Linked DNA regions of Homo sapiens: region 2 is linked to region 1. The links are chromatin loops, found by intact Hi-C in ENCODE. Cell type or tissue: dorsolateral prefrontal cortex. All regions are shown on one strand. Links, peaks and the distances in the headings refer to the core of each region. The heading gives the core; the rest is flanking DNA.

Region 1 (5,381 bases), core at 51-5,050:
CAGGAAAAATGAAAGCATGTCCACAGAAAACTTGTTTAAGAATTTACTAGTAATTCTTTATTAATAGCGTAAAACTGAAAACACCTGAAGTGTTTGTCAACAAATAAATGTATAAACAAATTGTCATAGATTCATATGATGGAATACCACTTAACAATAAGAAACAAACAAGTGATATATGTAGCAGCATTATAGACATTATGCTGAGTGAAAGACACAAATGAGTATATATTGAATGATTCCATTTACATGTAGTTCTATTATGTGAACTTACGGAAAAAAATCTACTATGCACTCAAGGATCACTATCTAAAACCGGGGCTTGACCACAGGCTTATTTTGAGGATCAAGATAATGCATGTAAAATGGCTCTAAATTCTTTAAAGCAATATACAGATGCAGATATTAATTTATATCAACAATTCTAGTACAACACAGTAATGTCCTTTCTGACGGAAAAGACTGCAGTGGCTTACCCTGTAAAATCCCAAAGAAAGATCACAAGAATTCTACAACTTTGACCACATTTTCCAAAAATCAATCAAGATACCCTAAAACAGAAGTTAATTCCAGAAGGAAGGAAAGTGGAACCCAACTGAAAACCAGGTGTCACTGTTAAGTAGAAGAGAGCAAACAAATACCAGCAATTCATAAACTTCAGAAAAAAATCAAGGTAATCAAGATATAGAAAATCCATCAGAAATGGCTGTGCACAGCGGCTCACACCTGTAATCTCAGCACTTTGGGAGGCCAACGCGGGTGGATAATTTGAGGTCAGGAGTTCGAGACCAGCCTGGCCAACATGGTGAAATCCCATCTCTACTGAAAAAGAAAAAAATACAAAATACAAAATACAAAAATTAGCCAGGCGTGGTGGCACACGCTTGTAATCCCGCCTACAGGGGAGGGTGAGGCAGGAGAATCATTTGAGCCTGGGAGGCAGAGGTGCAGTGAAACAAGATCATGCCACTGCACTCCAGCCTGGGTGATGGAGTGAGACTCTGTCTCAAAAAAAAAAAAAGAAAGAAAAGAAAATGCATCAGAAATGAAGATGTGTCAAAGATCAACAATAAACTTAAATGTTGTTATTCCCATCATTAAAAAGTATTTATTACTTCAAATAAAGTGCATTTTAACTATTCCAAAACTTTATTTCTAGCTAAAATTTTATGTCAACACAAAGTACCCTGCATATTTATCTTAGGTTGAAAATAGCCTAACAAAAAAGCCATTACCTGATTAAGTACAAATAAACCAAAAATGCTAATATTAATTTCAGACTCCTGGGGAGAGCAGTCCCTGTCATAAATAGCTAAACATTCCAAATGGTGAAATCTATTACTATTGCCAAGTATATGCCCGTTGGTAAAGGGAATCATCATAGACAATTCTCTGCTCTTCCTTAGCTTTCAATGCATATTCATCTCAGGAGCTGGATTCCTCTTGTCCCTGACTTCTTTGGCTTTATACCATGCCTTCATCTTTTATTTTTTTAACCTCTCCCAGTTTATTTTGGCAATCCAACTTCAAAAGATTTGTTTGCCTTGTTTTCTCCCAACTTCTTAGGATGCTGTTCCTGGTAACTGCTCAGGCACAGCATTTGCATGCACCACAGATCTAGAGCAACCATACTTGGAGTTTCAATCCTGCTTTATAACTGTTCCCCAAACATAGTTAAGAATAGCACCACTTTCATTCTCAGAAGTTTCTAGCTTGGACAATAGGTTAAATAGCTACTGAGACCACAACACACAGTAAGTACTCAAAGGCAGTCTGCTTGTCTGGCTAGTTGACCGAATGAACATGTGGATAACAACTATTCCAATGCCTGCTTAGGTCCTTGAAATACCCTTTTTGAACAAATACAAGTTTTTATTACTTTTAAATACATTGATCATCAAATTAAGCCTAGAGTGTTAAGAAATTTACTCTTAATGGATTAAAATATGTAATTGGCATATTGACTGTGGTATAGTAAACAATTCCCCTAAATGTTAAAGATACTTAAAAAGTACATCCTATTAAGGGATTAACAGACATATCTTGCTTTTAAATCATAGTGCCAATCAATCCTTTTAGAAACTTTAAGTTAGAGATAAAGTTTTACTATATCATAACGAATTCCCAAGAAACAGATGGCTCACCTACATAATCCACTCACAAGGCAGCTTAACTTGACTATTATGTTACTACTTGAGTGTTATAGCTCAATATCTGTCAAGTCTAAGCCGAAAAGAAAGTAACTTGATGGTCAAATGATCATACAACTAACAAAAACATGTCTTTCAAATAGTGATTAAACTCTGATAAATCCGTGTGATGGAATATATGCAATGAAATGAAACAAAACTGCTGATATGCACAACGACATGGATAGCTCTCAAATACATTATACTAAAGCAAAAAAGCCAGACTCAGAAGGCCATGTACTATATGAGTCCCATTTATATGGCATTTTGGAAAAGGCAAAATTATAGGGACACAAACAGATCAGTAGTTGCAAAGGCCTGGGGATGAGGGAAAGGGCTGACTACCAAGTGACAATCTGGAATACTGTTCTCTATTTTGATTACAGTGATGGTTACGCTGTGTTTGTTGAAACTAATAGAATTACACACCAAAGAGTAAATTTCACCATATATAATTTTTTTTAAATTTCTAGGTATAATGTTATTTTTTTAAAGTAGTTTAGATCTGGAAAAGAAAAAAGAGGCCAACAACAACAAAATGTTCTCTTCCAACTTTAAAAAGAGAACAGAGAACACTGTATGTCTCAACAAAAGGCAGCTGCAACCACACTGCTCAAACAGTATTAACGTCAGGGCTCTAGGCCAAAACTTCTTTCAGCTTCTGCAGTGTTATCTCCCTGAATCAGACTCTCACTTCTATCTAACTCAATCTTTCTAATCTTCTGAATACCTTAGCTTTCTAACCTTGGTTTGTCTAATGGAATGCCTCACATTCATAATTCACCTCTGTCTCGACAATCACTCAATGGCACTAATCCATTTCTTCACTCTTGGATCTCACGTTAGTACTTATATTAATTCCCTTAATTCCTGATTCTACCCAGCTTTGCTCTGACTCGTCCCTCAGCTAAACTTGATCATATCCTCTTCCAGCCTTCAACTCGAGTTCTTATCTACCATGAGTTAAAATGACAAATGCTAGCAACCTCATCTATTCAAGTGCTTCAGAAGTGACAAACTCTAAAGTCTCCCTTGGGAAGCTGTATCAGTGTTTTTTCACTTCAATAAATATGACATTCTTATTTCGGTCCAACCAAACTCTTGCTTATCCTTCAGTCCTACTTCCTGTTTAGTTTGTACAGAAACACAGATAAACAGTCATCATCTTCTTTACAAAAATCATGCATTTACTTAAGACTAGCATTAAAATTATACTCTTATCTTCCTTCTTTAAGGTAATACCTACGACTCCTACAACACTGTTCATCATTTAATGTTATATTTTATGTTCCCTCAAACCTCTCCAGTTTTTCTACATATTTTTTAAAGAAAATGACCAAAATGGGATACCAGAGATTAACAAGCAATTTACAAATAAATATAACATAATACTAATATAGCCCCCCCAAAAAGAATACCCTTTGAAAAGAAAGATCAGTCAACTATGTTATGGTCCCTTATACTAAGCTACAGAATAGGAATAGAAAAAAATTCATAATTTGTGAGACGTGGTGGCTCACACCTCTAATCTCAACACTTTGGGAAGCCAAGGCAGGATGATCACTTGAGGCCAGGAGTTCAAGACCAGTCCAGGCAACATAGTGAGAACTCCATCTCCACAAAAAATTTCAAAAACTTAGCCAGGCATGGTGGCATGTGCTGTCATCCTGGCTACTCTGGAGAATCACCTGAGCCCAGTAGGCTATGAGAGCACCACTGCACTGGGCAAAAGGGCAAGATCCTGTCTCAAAAGAAATTTTTAAAGAAAAAAAAATCACAATCCTGTAAGTTTCAAAAGTTAGTCTCTTAGCAGTGAATTTGTTATTTCCTCACAAACCAGGAGAACCCAATCTCTATGGTCACTGAGGCTTTACAACTTCCCATTCCCAGGCAAGACAAAGATTCCCCAACCCCTACACCCCTAAAAACTCTTCTATGAATTAACTGTAGTTATTTCCCCAGGATAGTCAGGTGGCCTTCATGTGGTTTTAAACTTCTTAGCTATTTTCTCAGTTCTATTAGAGCCCACTGCTACTAAGTTTAGATAACTGTTGAAACTAAGCCCTATAATCCTTTAGTTCCTTTCAAGTCAAAGATCATTTCTCTGAACTGAAGAAAGGGAAACAAAATTGAGAAAAGGTTAAGCTGAAAAGCAGAGAAAGAAAATTATATTTTTTAAACTATATTTAGCCAGTAATCTGCTTTTCCCTGATGTAAATATTTACCTTTAAGATAATTAAGACACATGTATGAATTACACAATAAGACTTATAACCCAAAGAATTTAAAAAAAAAAAGACAAATATAGAGAAAACAGAACTAATGAAAAGAGAAGAGACAAAAGACGGGATTTAAAAAATGGAGATAGACTGCAGAATGTATAGACAGGGTAAAAAGGGTATAATCAAGAGAAAAGAAAAACAAATCTGTCCCCAAAAAAGCAGCAAAGTGGATGCAAAACTGAATTTCATTTTGTGTGTGTGTGTGTTTTTTTTAATAAAGTGGTAACATAGCTGCTTGAAATTAGTTGTAAAGAGGTGAGAAAAATGAATCTCAGACCACCAATGTACATAAAGGGTACCAAATTTTAAGGGCTTTTACGACACAATCTTCTTGAAAATGAAGGATTAAGTAAGGAATAGATAGCCACATAAAAACATCTATGATTCAACAATACACTTCAAGATTAGGTTGTTCTTCACACCTCTCTGGTAATACAATGAACAGAAAGCTGTATCGTGAAAATACAGAGAAGATGCTATACGAGCTACTTCTACCTCTTGACCTAAGTCATGGCAGCAGCTAGCAAAATCCTAAGGGGTTATAAAGTCCGTCCCATACCCAAGACCAAAATCTACTCCCACCCCAACTTCGCTCAATGGTTTTCTCCCACTGTGGTGAGGGTGGTTTTGGAAAAGCTCCTCAAATGTCAGGAAACACTGTAATACAAAAAGAAACAACAATTCATAAGTACCAAAACTTAACTAACATTTTGGTCTCCCTCTCAAGGAAGACTGATATCATGGAAAAAGTACTAATCTAAGAACTAAGAAACCAACTGTGCTTTGCTTGTTCAACATTCATTCTAAGACTTTTTCTGTAATTCCAGGTGATTTGGGGGGTGACGGGGTGAACACCAGGCCTACTCTCTCTGTTAAGTGTTACTCAGCTGGTGGAATATAAACCAGAAGC
Region 2 (5,381 bases), core at 212-5,211, 56 kb after region 1:
GAGTATTATAGACCCAGCATTTTAAGAACTTCCAATTTTTCAAGAGAAACAAAAAAATCCAAAATTTTACCTGCAATCTCTTGATTTTTTAACGTTTTAAAAAAATACAGATGGGGTTTTGCTATGTTGCCCAGGCTGATCTTGAACTCCTGGGCTCAAGTGATCCTCCTTCCTCGGCCTCCCAAAGTGCTGAGCTTACAGGTATAAGCGACTGCACCTGGCCCTGATTTTCATTTCCTAAATACTATGTAGGCCAAACAGAAACTGGATTTTGCTGCAAGTTTGTAACCTTTGGTTTAGAAGGTGATTGAAGTCCCTGCATCTAATAATTATCCCTGCATACACTGAAGAGAGACGCAGATAGACACTTCTATTTCTTCCAGAATGACAGGGTGGATGGCTCAATCTCGTAACCACTGAAAATAACGAAAATGCTGAGTAAAGTATCTTAAAATCTTTACATATAAATCAAAAACTTGACAGAAAATGAGGTATGATCAGAATCCAAAAACTAGGTGAAACAGTGGAAACTAGAAAGGTATGCAGAGTACTGACAATAGCTTTCCTTCACCTTTAGGGCATTATGCCAAGCACTATGAATTCTGGCTTGCAATTCCAAGACCTTGTGGGACACAATGTACAAGATGCAACAACGTTCAGATCTTAACCAAGAGAACTGCCAGGAAAACTGCTTTTTTAACCTTAGCACTTAGGGCTGGTGAGGGGATCCAGGACTATGACAGCAGCAATGTTCAGTTCTTAACCAAGAAAACTGCCAGGAAAACTACTTTTTTAACCACAGCACTTAGTGCTGGGAGGGGATCAGGGACTGTGACAGCAGTGCAAGGGTGTCTTCCCTGATATTTCACAACCACAAGCTGATCTTCCCCTAGATTATGGTTTTAAAACCTTCATACCGGCTGGGCGCAGTGGCTCATACCTGTAATCCCAGCACTTTGGGAGGCCGAGGCGGCCGGATCACCTGAGGTCAGAAGTTTGAGACCAGCCTGACCAATATGATGAAACCCCATCTCTACTGAAAATACAAAAAATTTAGCCGGGCATGGTGGCATGTGCCTGTAATCCCAGCTACTTGGGAGGCTGAGACAGGAGAATCGCTTGAACCTGGGAGGCAGAGGTTGCAGTGAGCCAAGATCACACCACTGCACTCCAGCCTAGGCAATAAGAGCAAAATTCCGTCTCAAAAAAAAAAAAAAAGCTTCATACCTAGAATTGTGTTTAGGGTAGCCCTAGGATGGTTGTATCCCCCACCCAATCTTGACAGAAGCAAATGTACGTTCTCTCTGGAGGAAATCACCTTTGACCTAAGCCTGGAAAAATTCCCACAGGTAAGATCTCAAAATAAATGTATTCATAACTAAAAATCACAAAACCCAGAAGGAAATCAGCCACTCACAGCAAAATACAGCAGAAACATCAGTTAGCACAATAAACCACAAGGAATGCAGATATAGAAGTTACTAGACATCCTTGGGACCAGGGTCCAGTGTGGACTGCCCCTCGTCCTGGGAAATGGGGTGTGGCTAAAAAGGCAGCCGTCCCCTTGCCTGTCACGGAACACACTTTCGTGGGGAACCTGGCGCTAAACCACTCACAGACAACCTGCCTCTGGGTCATGGTTTCGTACACAGCAGAGCAGCTTTCTTTATTTAAAAGAAAAAAAATTACTAGACATACTTCTTTACTGTTTTATGTGTGATTTACCTAGTCTTGTATTTTAATTGCCTGAAGGTAGATAGATCTCAAATCTTCATCTCTAGCAGAGATCAATCTCCTAATCTCCAAACAAATATCTAACATTCCCTCCTGGAAATCCCAAATTTACCATGTTTAAAACTGAATTCATCATCTTCTCTTAATATACTTCCTTCCTGGATAAAATGGCACAGCCTTTTCATCTAAGAATGGCTTTCAGGTTTCTAGCTTAACTCTTACTCTTTGTTAGAGCAGACTAATTTTTTTTCCAACTCTTAGTCTCTATGAGGAATTACTTCAGTAAACACTCCTGGCCTCTTAGCCCATTCCTCTCCAAAGAGGTAAACTGGTTAGTACATAGAGCTAACTTAACAAAAGAACTGAGTACCAGGGACTCAGAATCTTTTTATTTTTCTGAGACGGAGTTTTCACTCTTGCTGCCCAGGCTGGAGGGCAATGGCGCCAACTCGGCTCACTGCAACCTCTGCCTCCTGGGTTCAACCAATTCTCCTGTCTCAGCCTCTCAAGTAGATAGGATTACAGGCATGCACCACCATGTCTGGCTACTTTTCTGTATTTAGTAGAGGGGGTTTCACCATGTTGGTCAGGCTGGTCTTGAACTGCTGACCTCAGGTGATCCACCTGCCTCGGTTAGGATCCCAAAGTGCTGGGATTACAGGCGTGAGGCACCACGCCCAGCCCTCAGTCTCTTTCTTTTCACTCTCCATCCAGGATTCTACAAGGCAATGATCTGAGTGTGTCTGCTCTGCTGACCCAAACATCCTCTAGGGTGCACTGTCCCACTGACAGATGGGCATGAGGGGCTGCAGAAAGTCAGCCAACTCATTTGGCTCTTAAACCTAAGTCACGTTCTACAATATAGGTTTTATCAAAAACAAAGGCAACTCCTTTGAAAGTTAAACACAGAGTTACCATAAAACCCAGCAATTATAAGCATATACATCTCCAAGAGAATTTAAATGTTCCTACAAAAACATGCACACAAATGATCATTTGCACACAAATGTGCAGCACTACTCATAAAGCCAGTAAGTGAAAATAACCCAAATGTTTGTCAACTAATGAACAGATAAACAAAGTATGGTTTATCTAAGTAACAGCCATAAAATATACAATGCAACTTTATTCAGCCATAAAAAGGAATGAAGTACTTTTACATGCTACCACATAAATGAACCTTGAAAGCCTCATGCTAAGTGAAAACGACACAAAAGACCACATGCTGTATGATTCCATTTATACGAAATGTCCAGAACTGGCAAATCTATAGAAATGAAAAGTAGATTGGTGGTTGCCAGGAGATGGGGGAAGAGAGGAAGATTGCAGATGGGAAGTGACTGCTAGGAGGTTTCTTTTTAGAGTGATGAAAATGGCCTAATTGATAGTGGTAATGGTTGCACAACTTTGTGAATACATTAAAAACTACTGAATTGTACACTTTAAAATGGTGAACTTCACAGTATGTGATTTTTACCTGAATAAAAAGCTAATTTTTTTAAAGGTACTGTCTTGCTTCTTCATCTGTAGGTTCTTATTTCTCAATCAGCTCAAAACTCAGGCAAGGGAAAATGATCTCATACTAAACTGTCCAAACACCAACACCCTTAGTACCTCCAATAAGTTACCATTTACTATCAAATTCTAACTTCTAGTTATCTTTCCAATCTGCTCTAGCTTCAATGCTTTAGTTCCAGTGTTATTCATTTTTCCTCTAGATTACCGTCCTTAAATGACGTCCTGAACCCTAGCCTTGTTGACTGAAAGAACAAACATATATCAGTCTTCTCCCTACCCAGGCAACTGAACAGCAACAGGGAAATCTCACAAAAGAAGGCTAAGGTTCACATTGAAGTCAGGAAATTTCAAAGTCCTCCAAGTCACAAACAAATCTCTGTGGCATCAACTGTAGTTGAACAACTATATTAACTCATTCAGTTACATCCATAATTTATTTACATGGTTTTATTTGGTGCCTACAGCATAAATCTCCAAATCTTTTGAAAACTAATATGTATCAAGAAAGAGTAGAATGACACAACCAGAATGAGTACTAAAAGCCAGGCATTAGCTAATGAGTATGCTGCAATACAAGCTATTTACTGTATTATATTCCATTACCAACAGAAAAGCATGGAATTTCTTTTAACATAAGCAGTATTCAAGTGTACATTAAACTGAGTTACAAACTATCCACATTTAGGAAGCAGCCATCGCAACACACTAACAGTTGTATAATAACATATTATCTGGGGGCATGGAGTGAAATAGAACTAAGTATTTTGAAAAAGCTCTGAATAAGTTCGTTTTGTTTTTAAGAGACAGAGTCTTGCTTTGTTGCCCAGGCTGGAGTACAGTGGCCAGATGATAGCTCACTGCAGCCTCGAACTTCTGAGCTCAAGCAAACCTCTTGCTTCAGCCTTCCTAGTACCTGGGACCACAGGTGCACACCACTGCATTGGGCCTTTTTTTTTTTTTTTTCTGTAGAAACAAGGTCTTGCTGTGTTGTCCAAACTGATGTCAAACTCCTGGCCTCAAATGATCCTCTCACCTCAGCCTCCCAAAGCACTGGGATTACAGGCATGAGTCATCACACCCAGCTCGAAATACTTACGAGCTCTCTCCCCTCTCCCACCTACACAGAAATGCAATGCTTTATAATTTACAAAAAACTTACTACCATTCATGACCTTGTAGCTGAAGACTCAAGACTGGAATCCCAACTATTGACAGTTACTGTGTGACCTTGGATATGTTAACTTCCCTAAGGCTTAATTTCCTCCTTCATAAGAATGGAAAAATGCAGTAAATGCCTCAGTTACTATGACAGTAGCTTGAGTGAAAGCATTAGTGTAACACCAGACAAAGGTAAGAATTAAAAATTTGTTAAAACTATTACACTTAGGAATGGAAAACCAAACGATGTATGTTCTCATAAGTGGGAGCTAAGCTATGAGGATGCAAAGGCATAAGAATGATACAATCGACTTTGGGGACTCAGGGGAAAGGGTGGGAGTGGGGTGAAGGATAAAAGACTACACATTGGGTACAGTGTACACTGGTCGGGTGATGGGTGCGCCAAAATCTCAGAAATCACCACTAAAGAACTTATTCATGTAACTAAGCACCACTTGTTCCCCAAAAACCTACTGAAATAAAAAAATTAAAAATTCATTTTTTATTTATTTTATTTATTTAAAAAACTGTCACAGCTCTAGAGGTCAAGAAGCTATTCCCTTTTTTTGCTTCTGAATTCAGCCATATCTTTCCAAAAGACTTGAAAGTATAACATTCACTAACATTCATGAAGAAACAACCCCTTTGATTCAAGAAACTTGACTGAACATTTCAGATTATTATACCATTAGTAACAGGTAATCATTAAAGCAGTCACAAAAATAATCTGTATCCTAATCAACCCAAATAGAAGAACTGTGCCAGAGGAAAGAGTAAAGGGAAAGAATCCTGATGAGTGAGAAGCAATCAGTTGTTCATCCCAGCCACTCTAGCTAAACCTGAAGGCAGAGGTGCATCTTGAGCTAAGAAGTCATCTGCTTTCAGAGAGCAATTAAAATCATGAGGATCTGCAATTCACCACAGAGTATCTATCAGAAGAGAGGCCACACAGATAATTAAGAGAAACCATA

The links. Hi-C counts contacts between places; a loop is a spot of excess contacts. Peaks named below come from ENCODE experiments on the same cell type or tissue, not always from the same donor. Only the 100,000 strongest peaks of a DNase experiment are listed, where the experiment ranks them.
Region 2: a loop joins it to region 1, with 2.4 times the contacts of the local background. A loop is called at or near these places in 2 of 110 quality-filtered maps.

Annotation. Positions count from the first base shown.
Region 1 is chr1:42,256,730-42,262,110 of GRCh38, forward strand. All of the region lies in intron 4 of FOXJ3 (forkhead box J3), which reads right to left. Among named protein-coding and RNA genes, the nearest start is that of FOXJ3, 76 kb to the right of the region's middle. RefSeq lists a silencer at 2,715-2,764. In dorsolateral prefrontal cortex, for the core only: no CTCF peak of the experiment used is centred there; a DNase peak (open chromatin) is centred at 2,812; H3K4me3 peaks cover 1,409 bases; H3K27ac peaks cover 4,140 bases.
Region 2 is chr1:42,312,135-42,317,515 of GRCh38, forward strand. The region is part of intron 1 of FOXJ3 (forkhead box J3); the gene reads right to left. Among named protein-coding and RNA genes, the nearest start is that of FOXJ3, 20 kb to the right of the region's middle. In dorsolateral prefrontal cortex, for the core only: CTCF peaks have their summits at 2,543 and 2,750; a DNase peak (open chromatin) is centred at 2,498; H3K27ac peaks cover 1,180 bases.